Linked DNA regions of Mus musculus: region 2 is linked to region 1. The links are chromatin loops, found by intact Hi-C in ENCODE. Cell type or tissue: gastrocnemius. All regions are shown on one strand. Region 1 overlaps Slc4a4 (solute carrier family 4 (anion exchanger), member 4). Region 2 overlaps Slc4a4 (solute carrier family 4 (anion exchanger), member 4).

Evidence for each region. Hi-C counts contacts between places; a loop is a spot of excess contacts. Peaks named below come from ENCODE experiments on the same cell type or tissue, not always from the same donor. Only the 100,000 strongest peaks of a DNase experiment are listed, where the experiment ranks them.
Region 2: it touches region 1 in a loop (2.2-fold over the local background); 3 of 42 quality-filtered maps call a loop at or near these places.

Annotation. Positions count from the first base shown.
Region 1 is chr5:88,925,161-88,933,160 of GRCm38, forward strand. The region is part of intron 1 of Slc4a4 (solute carrier family 4 (anion exchanger), member 4); the gene reads left to right. Among named protein-coding and RNA genes, the nearest start is that of Slc4a4, 42 kb to the left of the region's middle. In gastrocnemius, CTCF peaks have their summits at 3,548 (motif pointing right) and 4,297; DNase peaks (open chromatin) are centred at 3,493 and 4,799; H3K4me3 peaks cover 1,708 bases; H3K27ac peaks cover 4,395 bases.
Region 2 is chr5:89,063,808-89,071,807 of GRCm38, forward strand. The region is part of intron 7 of Slc4a4 (solute carrier family 4 (anion exchanger), member 4); the gene reads left to right. Among named protein-coding and RNA genes, the nearest start is that of Gm35855, 160 kb to the right of the region's middle. In gastrocnemius, no CTCF peak of the experiment used is centred here; a DNase peak (open chromatin) is centred at 4,453; H3K27ac peaks cover 592 bases.

The DNA.
Region 1 (8,000 bases):
GGATTTGGGAAGGGTTGGGGGAGGTGGGATTGAGTGTTATCAACACACGTAGGAAGTTGTCAAGGAACTAACTGAAAATAAGGTATAGAGGAGAGGTAAGCCTTTCAGAAGTGATTGAATAATATAGCATGCCACGTACGTAAATTGTAGAGACCCTCTGAGAGCCGAGAGGCACCCTTACTTGGTCTTCACTTCTACCCCTGCTGTCTCTATTTTATGGGGAAATCTCGTCTTGGGGGAGGGAATCAGAGCAAAGGATGGACATCTATGTGTATGACGATGCCATAGTAGAACCCGTTATTTCATATGCTAACCACATTTAATACTCAACTGGTTAAAGGAACGAACAGCTCGGATGTTCTTAATATCTGCTCCATCAGCACTATACAAGTCAGTCAGACAAACTGCAAGTGTCCAGATTGAAATAATGCATGGATAATTCTTAACATGTTGCCTGGAACGTATTAAGAGCTTCACTGAATGCCGGCAGCCATGCTATTGCCAGTCTGTCGGTTGTTCGGGATGGAAGATGTGAACTGTAGAGCTGCAATAGTGGTGAGAGTGGGGGAGGGGAAGCACTTCTGCTGATGTCAGTTCTGTGTGTCAGAGGTGACCAGGGCAGAGGCTATACCGGATCAGGTGCCATGTGGCTGACTCCCAACCTGGTGTCCTGAAAAAAAAAATCCCTGCTTTTGAGTCCCTACCCATCTGCCATCTTGAATCTAACCTGAGGTTAATATCCATGAATCTAAAGTAAATGTTGATAGAATCATAGACTGACATGAATGTCAATGTGATATGGCATTTACTTATTGGTGCAGCCAGTGGCCTATCTACTACAAATAACTAATCACGGACTGAGCTGAAATGTCTAGAGCTTAAGGTTTACTTTGGCATGTCAACTCTTTGTCCTACTTGCAAAGTAGCTGCCATGTAGCTTCTTGGTAGGTGTATTTGTACACATTGTGGGATTTTAACTCGTCCAGTTGCAGGTCTGAGGAGCAGGGCTGAGCCTCGCGCTGACTTCTTATGTGGCTTCTGGGTATCTGATGTGCTAATTAGAGAAGTACATCCCATGCAAGCTAGGGAAGGCAGTAGCTAAGGTGTGTGTGTGTGTGTGTGTGTGTGTGTGTGTGTGTGTGTGTATGTGTGTGTGTGTGTATGTCTGCTGAGCCTCTTCTTCTGGGTTGAGTAGCTTATAGTCAACAGGAAGGTCCTTATAAAGAAGAACCAATGAATGATACTCAAAAGGAGGTAGATGCTAAATTGTTTTATGAATGAGTGGGTTGGGAAGGAAAGCTTCGGATGCCAGTGGCACAAACTGGAACGTACTGGTGTGGGGAGATAGGAAGCTCACCATCCACTCTTGCTTTAAGACTAGCATTGTAGAGAGCTCCCTTGACTGGAAGGTGCCTTCTTCACATGATGGGCTTGCAGCTATGCCTATCTGTTTCCCCATCATTATACGTGGTAGCTTCCTTTCTCTCTTTTCTTTCCTTGGCTACTGGCTGTGGAGAATGGCCACTGAAGAGGAGGAAGGGACAGTAGAGGGACATGTCCACTGCTGTGCTTGGCCCTAACTTCTCTCGTGGAGCAGTACTACCTGTGTCATCTTGCCTGACTCCTATCTTAGGACCTTTCTATTCCCACCCCAAACTCCTCGAAGAGAGACAGTTCAGAGTTAAGGGTTTAGAGAGAAGCCTCTGTCTTCTGCCTGGCAGGAAAAATCTTAAGAAGACATTGAAAGAGCAGGTGCTTCAGGCAACATGAGACCCAGGAAGCCCATTAAACATTAAACGTGAGTGTAGACTGAGTCCGGGGAATGTCCTCAGCACCAGGCTGTCATTCTCTGGTTAGCATGGGTGTCCTTCCCAGCAGTCTCACCGATAGCATGCTATGTCCTTGCAGAGGACTCTCCCTTTGGATCCCAGTGGCTTTCTTATCCCTAGAGCCCATATGGACCTCTTGCCATTTCAGGCCTTGGCTTTTGTTAAATAGTCTGGTCCAGACTGTCAGAGCTCAGGTGGCAACCTGGGCACAGAGCTTGGGAGGCCCTGCCCCAACTTGGAGAAGATTCAAGGGGAGAGTTCAAAGGCACACATGCGAACCAACTCTCGTTGGGACGGATTTCTAGCCCTTGGTTTATGGATTATTCAGATCTTAGTATCTTATCTGGTTCCTACAAATTTCGTGTAGGAACATTACGATGAATTGGACTTGGTTATTTCAGGGACTTATTTAACCAGCATGAACTGCTGTAGGCTTCTTGGAAAGAGATGCTGAATGGGGTTTGTTCACTGTCCAAAGACACAGTTACTAAAGAGGTTACGCTCAGTGTCGCTCAATTCCATCTGCACCTAACCACCAAGCAAAATAATATGTCCAGGATGATAAGTGAATACATCTTAGTTGGAATTTTGACTCAGTTGTAGATTGGAAGGCATAGCTGAGGAGAAATAGAGAAATTACTTTTGGAGGACAAACCCTACACTTGGCCAGTTTTGCTCCATGTTGATTAGCGCTTTAGAAAACTATAGCATAACTTGTATTTCCACTTCTGGAGTTCAAGGAACTCTTCAGATCTACCCAGTTTTATTCGTCTTCTCCTCTCTCTGTCTGCAGTCTGTATGTTTTTATTATCTGTGTAGATCCATGTTCCTGTCACCATGGAGGATAAGATGCAGAGTTAAGCTGGGACCACATCCATTGCTGTACCACTCATTCATAGCCACCAACACTCCCGTCTCTAATCCCAAGAAACTTCAGGTCGGGTCCTTTATATGGAAAAGCTGTCATTCCAGAAGTGTTATGTAAATGAATTGTACAACATCTGAGTCTTTGTCTTAGCATAAGCCCCTATAGATACATTGTTTTAGTGTGTGAATCAGTGGCTTCTCCTTGCTTACCACTAAGCCATAGTCCATGATATGGATGAACTATAGCTTTTAAACCATAACCATTTGCCTATAGAAAGGTACTTGGGCCAGGTCTAGTTCTTAGCTATTAGGAATAAAGCTACCATGAACACTCACAGACAGGTTTCTGTATGAATGTAAGCTTTCATTTCTCCGGGACAAGTGTCCAAGAGTACAAAGGAACTTGTAAGGCAGTTTGTAAGTCTAGAATTATGTGCAGCATGCTCCTGCTCTGGGTTGCAGTTTTACTTTTACTTTAGCCTAAAATCTGATTTCATGTGGGGCCACGTTTCCCTGGCCCTCGGCCTGTGTCAATGACCAGGCTGATTAGGGAGCTCCTGAGTTGGGAGGGCGGCTTACTCTACATGTGACCTGTTGGTCTGTGGGAGACAAAGCTGTGATCAACCACGTTTGTCAGCTTTGCTGTGCCGATCTCTCTCTTCCTTTTCTTAATATATCTCTCCAGAGCTTCAGCACTGTGCATGGTTAAGCCAGTGACCACCGTTGTTCTTCCTCACTTCCTGTGGGGACACAAGGCCCCCCAGGGACCTCTGTGAACTTGGGAAGGGAATGGTTACAAACTTTCCTTCCTTCTCCTCTTGCCATCCATCGGCTGTAGTGAACACATGTTGCCAAAAGATGGCAGTGCACTTTACAGAGCTGAGATGGCTCTGTCACCCAGGACTCTGACAGCTGTATGTTGCTCTTTATATACACCTCGCAAATACGGACAGCACATTTTACAAAGTAACAAAAGCACCGATAAAAATGCTGTTGGTTAAAAAAAAAACAAAAAAACAAAAAACAAAAGAAAACATCGTGTTTGCAGCGAGCTTATAATAAAGAATGATTCTCTACCTCTTAGAAGTGAGGAGGACAGGGGAACATTGTTTAGGCATTTTTGTGCTGTTCTGGAGTAGAAATCTGTGGTGTGCTATGTTCTATCTTTTATCTGACTTAAGGTCAGCCAAAGAGCCGGGAGAGCCTAGTTTTGAGGTTTGAGCTTTGTGATACCTTTAGACTGTAAGCAAAATTCCCCAGCAACACTGTTCATAATTACCACAACAGCAATGGCTGATATAAAAGTCTTCACTCTCGGTATTTTTCCACGTTTTATACATATCTGTGCCTCAGGGCATGTGAGTGCAGAATTGTTTAGCATATGCTGGGTACAGAAAAGCTTCTATAAATGGAGAGGTGATGGGTTCATTGGATGTCATCAACAAACCAAATGGCGAGGATAGAATATAATGTTTAAATACAAGGTTAACTAATAAAATTGAAGCTGCGTGCACTGATTGAACCAGTGATGTCAAACTCTAGTTTGGACATGCTGACAGCCGGAGTCATTCTGCTCCCTGGTGCCACCTCTGGAAGCAGGCAGAAGTCCCTGACAACAGAGACTGTGGGGGAGATAGGCTGGCTCTGGATACCGCTGGCTGCCAGCTCTAGCACAGCCCCTCTATACTGTGGAGAGCATGCTGAGGTTAAAGTGTTCGTTCCACAAAATAGATGCCACAATCCGAGGACACGCAGCATAACTGTCATTCCCGGGGTGACAGGGAAACAGGTGGCTCCAACTCAGGCAGCAGCCTTTTTGCTAGTGCACCTCTTGGCAAAAGCCCCAGGCTAAGAGAGAACTGTGCTGCATGAAGTTCTAACTCTGAAACCAGATGCTGTTACCATAGAGACGAGTGAACTGCTACCGTGGGAGGCGCGATAGGGAAGCATGGGAGAGGGAGACAGGAGGGCAAGTGAGGCGAATCTAAAGGCTAGCATACCCGTAGACCTTCAACCTTTAACAGCCCTGGGACTAGCAGGCTGGTGCTCTTGAAGCTTGTGCGCTGGCGGCCTGCCACTTGCTGACTGGCTGAGTGGCAGCTGCTTGCGCTGTGAGTACTAGTCTGCGAGCACGTTGGCAGTTGGCAAGGGCTCAGGGGGGGTGGGATCTCAGAGGGCTGGAATGTGGATGGGTGCTCTGGGCCTAGTGGCTGACAGTTTTGCACAAATGTTTCTCGTGCCGGACTTAAGTCACCCTCACAGGCCTGCTCCGTGATTAGGACCGGCTGGTGAGAACCTGCCCATTTGGCAGATGATTTGACATGGGTTCCAGTTAAAGCATTTTGCTATCCCAGAAAAATGGAGATTTAGAACCCCCTCCCCCCACCTTTTCCCCTCACCATGGGTCTGGACTTGTATAGAAGGGGTTTAACTTCTCCAATCAGAGGCCATGTGATATGAAGCTTGCCCTCCCTCACCCCTGAGGCTGGTAAGGAGCTTCCAGAGCCACTCTGCATTTTGCCTCACGCTGGCTATGTGAGCAACAGTATGCTTCCTTCTCTGATTTCAGCAAATGCAGGGCACGTGCGAAGGACATTTTAAAGGACAGATTTGGGGGCCTGATTACGGACTGGATGAGTTAATTTCTTCCTAGTGATTTATAGAGGGAGGGGGGAACTGGTTAGGTCAGCCACTTTACATGGTATCTCTCTCTGTCTTACTAATAATAGCCAGCAACTGCTAAGAAATGTAAGGCTGAATAACTGATATTTGTCATGTAAAGAGGAGGGACTGCCTCTGCCCCGTGCAGAAGGCCAAAGGCATCAGGATGACTTTGCTCTTGAGGAAGAGGAACGCCGCCAGGCTGTGTGCTTTTGCCCTGTTTCACTCGCTCCTTTTTGGCAGAGAAGAGGCCTATTTGTGGGCATTCTGTATGAGCCGTCAGAGAAAACGAGGCTCTGATGACTTGCTATGTATAGTCTTGACGGGAATGTGAAATATGCACCAAAGAGCCAAGGAATGCACCCAGCGTGACCCCCACTCCGTGCTCAGACGGTGGGGTTGGGTTGTTTTCTCAACTTGGCCGGAGGGCTTGGGTGCTGACCTTTTTACCTTCCCTTCCAATCTCTTGGGTTTCTTGCTTCCCTTTTGCTTTACATGTGGCATATAATTTTTGGAACAAGCTTCGATATCTAGGTTTAGAAAATATATCAAGAGACAACAGGATGCTTTAAGATCCTGCCTGATGGATAAGAGGGTCCAAAATGGCGTCTACAGTCGGTTGTGTTGGACTCAGCATGCTGACTGACCTGGGGTTAGTTCTATTTTCCGGAGGGAGGATAAAAAAAAAAGTTAGGGTACATGCAGTGCTCTGGGATTCTGTCGTGCTTCTGAGGAGTTTAGGAAAATGTTCTCATTGCGACGTCCTCCTTATCTGTGTGCACAAATGCTGGGTAGCCGGTGGCTCCTTGCACTTTGGACTGTTCCCTGAGCACCAGAAGATGTCTTCGAGAAGGTAGACGTGGTTTGTGTGTCCCTGGTGTCTGGAAGTATGCAGGGTGCACAGTAGATACTCAGTTAATATTTACTCTCCTCCTCACTGGAGGAAGGTAAAAAACAGAAGAAGGAACAGACGAGCACCCTCTCTGTTCCTCTCTCCCCCAGCACCGAGAGTGGCCTGTTTCAAGGGGGTCTGTAATAGGCACCTGCATCCTCCCTATTGGCCAAATCCAACTTTGGCTTTCCCATCTCCGTCCTTCTCAGTTTTCCGGTGGGCTTGTCTGCTCTCTCTGACTTCCATGTCACCCGTGTCCAGCTTACACTGGTCTCACTGCCTGACTTGGGGATGTTGGTGTGTCTTAGCAGGTAGTCGCAGGTCCGCACCCTGATCCTACTTCTCTTTTCTGCATGCTGGCATCTGGTAACGACTCCAGCACCAGCTTGATGCATGGATTTTGCCGCATTTAGCAACAGCCCTGAGTCTCTAGTACCCGGCTCGGGCAGTTCTGATTGCATCAGCAACTTTTTTTTTTTTTCAGGATTCACATCTCAACCTTAAAAAGTGTCCAGAATGAAGTCTCCATGGCTTCCCAACACCCCGATTTTCACACAGTGCTCTTGGTTTTTGTGGTAGTTTACGAGTTTATCTTGTGCCCTAAGCATCTGTTTTCCACATCGCAGGTAGAGTGACCCTTTGGGAAGGGAAAACAGTTCATGCCGGCCTCCGTCTCACTGTTCTTCAGAGGCTTCCAGATGCCTTCAGCTCTGACTCCTTCTCCTGGCTTGCATGACCTGGCTCCTTCCACTTCCTGGACGGTGCTAAACTTTCCTATCCTAGGGTCTTGGCCCTTGTTTTCCCCTTTGCTTGGAAGGCTGTTGTACATTTTTCACACAGTGACTTTGCCCCTAGTTACGTCACTTCCTCAGAATCCTCACCGCACCACTGAGACAGCCTCTTGTGGGGTTTTACTCTCTGCAAAGCTTCCAGCGCCCTCTGAGATTATCTTGTCCCTCAGTTCGTCATTAGGTTGTTTTTTTTTTTTTTGTTTGTTTGTTTTTGTTTCTGTTTTTGTTTTTTTTTAAGGAACATTTTGTCTTATTTGTAGATTTGTTCCCCTCCCTCTCAAGAATAATAGGAATATAACAAGCTGTAATTAAATATTTGCTGAATCCATGAGTAACAGCTGTATTATTTAACCATCTCAAGAGTCTTAGGCTCAGAGAGATTGGGAAAATGACTTGATTTCTTAGCCTTTAAGGTAGCCCTTTCCCACCCATAATTCTACTGACTGGCCCATATCCTATTTTAATCATTTAGTTTTGAGTGCAGAGAAGAAAAGTATTCTGGCGGGTATCAGGATGAGCCTCGATGTCCAGGCTCTTGTCTGGAAGGAAGACTCTTGTAAGTCTTTCCAAAAGTAGTGAGCTCCTTCTGACCCACGTACTACCTGGGCCTCAATTCTGCTTAGTTTCTGAGATAAGACAAGATTGGAACGCATGGCTGTAGACCAGTAATGAGTTTCTTAATAAAAAGGAAGAAAGAAAAAGAAAAAAAGAAACTTATTAAACTTATTTTGTTTCAACTTATTTTGTTACAAATTACGTTGCAGAATTGCAGAATGCGATTATATGCGGGTGTTCACTCTATCCCCCTCCCCCTCCCGTTTCCCTCCTCCCCTGTGTGTGTGTGGTCAAGCACATGTATACATGCACATATGTGTAGTCAGCTTCTCTCCTTCTACCCTGTGGGTTCCAGGGATCAAACCCAGGTCATCAGGCTTGGAGGCAAGTATCTACCTGCTAAGA
Region 2 (8,000 bases), 140 kb after region 1:
GACGAGTGGTTCCTCTGTGCATCTTGAGCAGCATCCACCCCTCTGAGCGTGGCATTCAAGGCCCATGGCACAGTAACCTGTGGTTGTATAAGCACACTGTATCTGTACTTCTCAGTATACACACTGCAGCTCAGCACATTTTCCAGTGCTTAAATTTCCTAGGTGATGCTCTCTCTTGATGCCTTTGTCCTGAATAATCACTCAGCTTGGAATACTTCCTCCTGAAACTTTCTTCTCAAAGTCTGCATTTCCATTAGGGTCTCTGCTATCCTCAAAGCCTTCTTCCTTACAGGATTCTTTACTGACACTGAATTCTAAAAGGAATTTTTTGAGATTCCTTACCAACGTTGAGTTTGGTCTATTTTATGATATTGACATTTTTTTTCTTTAAAAGAAAGAGGTTTACTTAATTTTATTCTTAACTGTGTGTGTATAGCTATGTGTACATGCATATAGATGCTGTGGAGGCCAGAAGAGGGCATGGTCTCTGGTTTGGAGTTAGAGAAAGTTGTAAGTAACCTGACAGAGATGCTGGGAACCAGACTCTGGCCCTCGGCAAGAGCAGTATATGCTCTTATTAACTCTGGAACTGTTTCTCTGGGCCTTGCCATGGGTTTCTTAAGGGTAGGACTCTTGTTTACTCTACTAAGGCATCTTCTTGCTCAGGGGTCAACAGACTGGCCCATGGCAGATTTGTCTCGCAAATGTTTGGTTGGAACAAGGCTATGTTTGTTAGTCTACATGCATTTCTTCTGGCTGCTTTCATGAGGTGATGGCAGAGTTTGGTGGTAGTTGTGACAGAGATCACAGGGTCCACAAAACTTGAAGTAGTTACTATCAGCCAGTAAAGCATTTCCTGACCCCCCCCCACACACACACACTGAAGTCTTACTTTTCAAAGTGGGATTTCAGGAGCTCTGAATATTTCTAATACCCATTCTTGGAGTTTGAAAAGACTGCTGGTTTTTTTTGTATTGTTTAACCAAAGCAGTATTTCCTTTTTTTTGTTTTTGTTTTGTTTTGTTTTGTTTTTGTTTTTGTTTTTTGAGACAGGGTTTCTCTGTGTAGCCCTGGCTGTGCTGGAACTCACTTTATAGACCAGGTTGGCCTTGAACTCAGAAATCCGCCTGCCTCTGCCTCCCGAGTGCTGGGATTAAAGGCATGTGCCACCAGGCCCAGCTCAAAGCAGTATTTCTAATCAGAATGTACACAGACGCAACAGAATCCAACTGCATTTCATAAAGCCATGTAGTAAAGAAATTTATAAATATGTGAGTGATAATCTTTTCTTGTTTTAGAAAAATTGTTTTACATGAAAGAGGTTACTTATATACTACATTTATTATTTTGTAGTTAATGAATGGATATTATTTATCTATCTATCTATCTATCTATCTATCTATCTATCTATTTACTTACTTACTTACTGATGTGTTAAATGTTAGTAGTTAAGGTCTAGGTAAATAAATACCCTTAATTTTTTCTCTCTTTCTTTTCCTGTGCATAGGTGTGTGTGTGTGTGTGTGTGTGTGTGTGTGTGTGTGTGTGTGTGTGTAGATCAGAGGGAGGTATTTACTGCCTTTCTCTATTGTTCTCCACTTCATTTTTTTCAGACATGGTTGCTCAGTGAACCTGGAGCTCACTGAATGGCTAGGTTGGTTGGCTAGTGAGTGACAGGATGTGACTATCTCTGCCCACCCTTCTGGCTCAGGGGTTACAGACATGTGTCACAACACCTGAATTCTACCTGGGTGCTGGGGATTCCGACAGGTGCTTATGCATGGACAGCAAAGTCTTTGTCCACTGAGCCACTGCCCTTGCCCTGGCACTCTTAATGTTTAAATGTATAAAGATATTCTGAGACCAATAACTTTGGTAACTACCACTTTGTTGTATCTAACAGAGTCCATTATGCATAGGAGTAGATCAACAAATGTAGAATGAATGAATTAGCCAAACCAGGTGGTTAGGATATGAACCCAGTGAAAGCATCGTGATAATAGCTAAAAAAACAAAAATTGAAAGGGAAAGATACTAAACTCATTCATATGATATCTACCGTTTGTGACTTTGCTCTGTGGGTCCTCCAAGAATAGTGAGGTGGTCTTCTTGATCTTCTCCCTTTGCTGAGTTCATGACAATTCATTGTCAGAACTGGCTGGGTTATGCAACTGTAGAACCCTGTGTATTCTCACACATGGAGGATGAAAGTTTATTTATGATGAGGAAGCTACCAGGTGAAGGGTTACCATAGAGTCTGTGTGACTGTGGCTTTACAGGGGCCTTGTGAGGTAGACTAGATTACTTTGAAACTGATGGAGAGTCTTCCATGTAAACACACAATAAGGAACTATTATTAGGGCAAACAGTGCCTGGATATCATTACTGGAGACAGCAGAAAACCTAACGACTTGAATTAGCATGTCTGTGCACATGTGAGTGAGGGAGTGAGGGAGACATTCGGGAAAGCAAATGCAATATTCTAGTTGTGGATATCAATTTCAAAGTTAATAATAAAATTTCTTCTTGGCAGCAGCCGTGGAATTATACTTTGATGAAAATCCTGGCAGAATCTTCAGAAACAGGGCTTTTCTCCTTGTGGCAATCTGCAAGTCTGATGCTTATACTTGTCCTCGTCATTCAGATTTCATTTCTGCTCCTGCCCTTAAAACATCCTTTCTGTCTGTAGACCTTCACCCATCCTCTCACGAAGACCCCAAGACCCTTTATATAGATGTCTGTTCATCTGCAAAAGTTTCTGCCTTTTTATGTTCTAGAACTGAGATCTGGACGATTAGGCCCATTGTAAACGTGAATATTCAACCTGCAAATTCAAGCCTCTATTTCTGAAGACTCTGCTTGCAGCTTTCTTCTGCTCTGCCTCAAGTCCTTAATGTCCTGTGCGGACCCTGTCAATAGCCTCTCTTCCCCTGCCTTTGTTCTCACATTACAGAATTCACCCTTCACAGTCAACCTCCAGACCCACATTCTTATCACTCACTCTACAGTGTGTATACATCATTCTGCTCAGCACCCTGTAGTGAGTAACCTACTATTTCTAAGTCCAAGTTCCCACTTCCCAGGCTGGCTAATAACTGTAAGATTGAGCCCAAATCCTCTAATCTGCGTGCTGCTCCTTGGCTTGGTCTCTGTTGAACTCCACAAATCATTTTATTTTTCTGTTCTTGTATTAGAACCTCAAATAATTTAGGTCCTCAAGAACTTTGATTTCATGTTATTCTTGCTTCTTCAGCTGTCTATACTGATACGATTAGATTTACTATTACTAGAGGTCTTATTTCCTCCAAGGCGGCCAATTTCCCATACTTTCTTTACCCCTCTCCATCACCTTCAAACCTCTCCCTCTTTTATGTCCTTGTACCCATCCCCCACCTCTGCTGATCTTTCATTACATCATAATGTTTTTGCTTCCTTCACTGCTGACAAAGCACCCGAGGAGCCTGAAACACATCCCATTTATCTTTGTACGCCTGGTGCCAAGCATGGTGTCTGTAAACGTTGGACTGGACCAGTCTGTCCACCTGATGCTTGCATGACTAAGTTACTTGTTAACTGTGCACTTTCAACAACACTTCTACCTCTGTTGTTTCCTCTGCTTGGCTTAGAGAAGATCTAGGGATCCTCTTTAAAAGCTTAATCTGAAAACAAGAAGGGAAGTAGATCTTAGATAGTAGCTAGGCAGCATATATTTAACCAGAATGGACAGTATCCATTAGCCGAGGCTAACCTTTTAGATGGTTCACTTTTAGTTTGGGCTGTTCTGAAAATCCAAAGCATTATAATGATTAATGACAAACTTCTCAAAGTCATATAGATTTCCTTGTTGATACATGTTATGCTTTTACTCATCTATTTCATGGTTGTGATTATACCGCATAGGTCGGAGTATAATCATTGTTTTAATCATTAAAACAATTTTTTGAAATGAAAATATAACTATAATATATTCTCTCCCCTTTTCCCCCTTCTAACCCCTCCTTTGAATATCTACCTTGCTTTCTCTCAAAGTCATGATTCCCTTTTTAAAAAAGTATATATATACAAAGAGTTTCTACTGCTTGTTCACTAGACCATTCTGAGATGACTCAAGATGTCATGAAGGCAACTATGGTGACTGTCATTTTTGCAACATGGTTTCCACAAAGCCCTGGTGGCTCAGTGAAACTAAGTACTATGGTAGTCATGGGGTCTTTACAAGTAAATATTCCAGATCTTTTTCTTTCTGAGCACATATGAGGACTTGACTTCCTTGCCTGTTGAAAGTTAGGTGTGACCCCATGATGAGCAAATGTGAGTGGAGGTGAGTGATGTCCTCCCCAGAAGCTTCTAGAGCCGGTACCTGCTTGGCGATTGCCCTTTTGGCAGAGCAGCAGTGGTCTAGAGAAGAGAGGGATTGTGCATCAGGCACTTGGCCTTGGACCAGTGTTGAACTGGAGCGTCTGCCAGTCTCAGCTGCTCTCAGTGTGAGCGAGAAGCAAGCAGGGTAATCCAGGAGGGTCTGAGTTGCTCCTTCACTGGCCGGAAGTGTTTGTGCTCATCCCATCAGTGGGAGGACCAGAATTAAAGTCAGTCTTGCAGAGTCCTGATGGTACCTGTCCTGTCCAGTCTCCTTCTGCTCATCACTTTATCAGCTCTTGCATCTCCCTTCCTCCAGCTACGGGTTGTCCTGTCTGATAGCAGGAGCCGTGCTCACTGACTACTCCATTTCACTGTTTTGAGTTAGGAAACAAGATTCCTGGTTGTTTTCAATGACAGCCATCCAAGTGTTAATTTTTCTGGGATGCTTCTGGTTTTGTAAGGCTCACTCTTCACAATTCCAGGAAACTCCTGGGATTTGGACCACAATGGGCACCCCACTGTAACCTGTGGTCAGCGGTTACTTTAGAAAGTCCCAAACTCTTAGGTGTTCTGCAGGTAGTAACCATGGTTACAAGCATATGGTCTGGAAAGAATAACACCGACACCATTTTTGTGGAAGAACAGGGTAAATCCAATTATAAGGAGCAGTTTCTTTTAGGAAAAGCATTAGTTTAAAAATCGATTCTTCCAATAAACATTTGCTCTGGGCTCTTGGTTTAAGGAATAACCGTGAGTGTTGAGGCATATTGTGCTTACCCAATTTCCAAAGGACATCTTTTAGTATTTTCTTTCTATATTTCTGGGGAAGTGCATTATAATCTGTAAGGAAAACAAGCATACAGATATTGTTTCATGGTGTTTTATTAATTTATTCAGACTGCCAGTTCCCAGCTTCAGGCACAGTGCTGGGATGCTACCAAGTAGACCTGTTCGTGGTAAACTTATCCCGAGCAGAGTGAAACATGCCTTTAGATATGCAGCTCACAGCATGAGGATGAGAACCCAGAAACCATTTTAGAAGTGAAGAGAAAACAGGAGGCCTAGCATTTCCCACAACTGCCTGGCCTATGAGACTTGACTTCCGAGAACAATGTAGAGGAAGGCAGGCTTTGCTTGACTGCTGTAGAAGAGAGCTCTTGGTCTACTGAATGAGCTTTGCTGTGAAGAAGATATTGGCTTTAGATTTCGGAGACTTTTGGGTGACACTGGAGGGTATTGTTTTTTACAATCTGGTTATTTAAAAAAACAAAAACCAAAACCAAAAAACCATGATCAGATAGATCCTTCATTTTTCTTAAATTCAGACCATAAAGCTGCTTAGTGAAGATACGATCCTTTGAATGAGGATACATGATATGGGGCCTTTGCACACTTGATTTTGGAAGGGATGGAGACATCAGTGACTAGCTTTCAAGGGCTAGAGAATAATAAACCAAAGCAAAGGCCTGTGTTTTTGAGAAAATACATATGCCTTCAAAGAGGACCAACAGAAGTTATGTGTAGTTTAATGGACACTACCTCTTTATGAGTATGCGAACACTTCAGTTGGTACCTTGGTGTTGTATTCTCAATGAATCCTTAGTTCATGCACATTTTAGTGTAGCTGGGAGATCATGGCCAAAGACCCACTGTAAGAATGAACTGTATTGTGATTAGATGGGCCACTTCATTTAGTGGAAAATTTCCTGTCACCAAAAATACATATTCAGATATTGGGAAGTTGGCAGTATTTAGTTAGAATAGAAAATCAGCCTGGAGAGAAAGATCTCTGCCCCTTGAGTGTAATCCCGCAAGCCACATGTAAAATCAGGATGCCAAGCTTCCTGGGGGATCCTGGGATGCCTAAATTTATTGTATCCTCTGGACTGTTTTCCTGATCCCTAGAATGAGCCTGGGAGGGAATTCTGGTGCTTCACGGGAGGAAATTTTAAGTAAAGTCTGAAACTCATTCACATTACTCCTGATGTGTGTCTCTTTTCCTCTCCATTTCTTTGTCTTGGTTCAGCAGAAAATGGAGTTTGTAGAAATTACCTTTGTCCACCGGCTTAAGCAATGTTTAACCAGCATAACCCGGTGAAGCATTCTCCAGGTCTCTGCAGTGTCTGGGTTTTATTTTTGTGTGATGCTCTTTTGCCAACCACCTTACCCTCATCCATGCTACTAGGTAGGAAACATAGTCAGTCAGTGTCAGATGCTGAGTCAAATCCCACCATCTCCCTGCAGAAGATGTCAGTAAGAGCCATTAAAGGACTTTCTGTACCTGAGTCTGGGGATGAGGTTCAGTGTGTAGCGCATTTGCTTATCATCCGCGAAGCTCTGGCTTCCATCCCCAGTACCACATAAAATGTAGTGTGCCAATGAATGCCTGTAATTCTAACACTCTCATTGGGAGGCAGGAGGATCAGAAGGTTGACTTTCTCCTTGGATACACAACGAGGCTAGCCTGAGCAGACTGAGACCTCGTTACCACAACAACAACTGAAAACAATCCAACAAACAAAAACAAACCACTCCCTAAAAAACTCTGTAAACCTACAATGTGTTGTATGGAAGTAAGTTAGGTTCATCTGTGTAGACTCCCTTCCTCTTCCCTCTTGTTCCCTCCTGTCCCCTCCTGCCTCCTCCCTCTCCTCTCCCCTCACCTCCCTTCCCCTTCTGTGTTTCTTTATTTTCTTTTTTTTTTAATTGGGGATTAAATCTAAGCCTTATACATGCTTGGCAACTATTCTACCCCCTGAACTAGATTCCTCCACACCTTTCATTTTCATTTTGAGGAAAAGTCTCATTATGTTGCATAGGCTGGCCTTGAATATGCTCTGTGGCCCAATGAGACCTCAAACATGTGATCTTCCTGCCCTAGCCTTTTGAATAGCTAGGATTAAAGACATGTACTCCCAGTCTGAGGTATGTGTGGGTTTCTTTAACAGGTAACTACTGATGACCTTTGCCCTTAGTGAGGCATCTAGGGCTTTGATGGAAGCTGTCTATCACGTAGAAGTTTTCTCTGTAGTCACACAGTCGGCCTGATGTGACTCTACATCTCCTGTATAGTGAGTGATGGATCATACAGGTTCCTTCAGTGCTTCAGGCCCTCAGTGCTCATTTTCTGATGACTAAGACAGCTTCAACTCCCACCTCTGGAAGTGAACCAGAGGGCAACTTCCTTGTTCTTTGCACTCATCTCCTAAGACTGGAAAAATCTAAATGATGAGTTGATACCCAACCCCAACCGTGGCCATTCCTTGAGGTCAGTGAGGATCACAGAAAGAAAACAAAACTACCAATTATTGAATACTTGTGCAAGATACTAACTCATGTGTCTCTTTGTGTATTGCCTATAGCAGTCTTATCATGAGTTATTGTTCCATTTTCTAATCTTTTCTTATGCTAACTTTGTCTTCTTTCCATCTTACCATGCTGATATATCTGTAAAACTTTTTTCTGAATGTGTTCAGTAGGCTTATTCTGGAGAAGTGAGGTGTGAATCGCCATTCAAACTCTTCATCTAGCTCTCCCCACCCCTGACCCAGTTAAAATGATACTGGTCAGTGAACATCAGGCATGGATGGGTCATGCAGTGAACTATTCATATACCTTTAGAGCTTCTTAAAATTAGATAT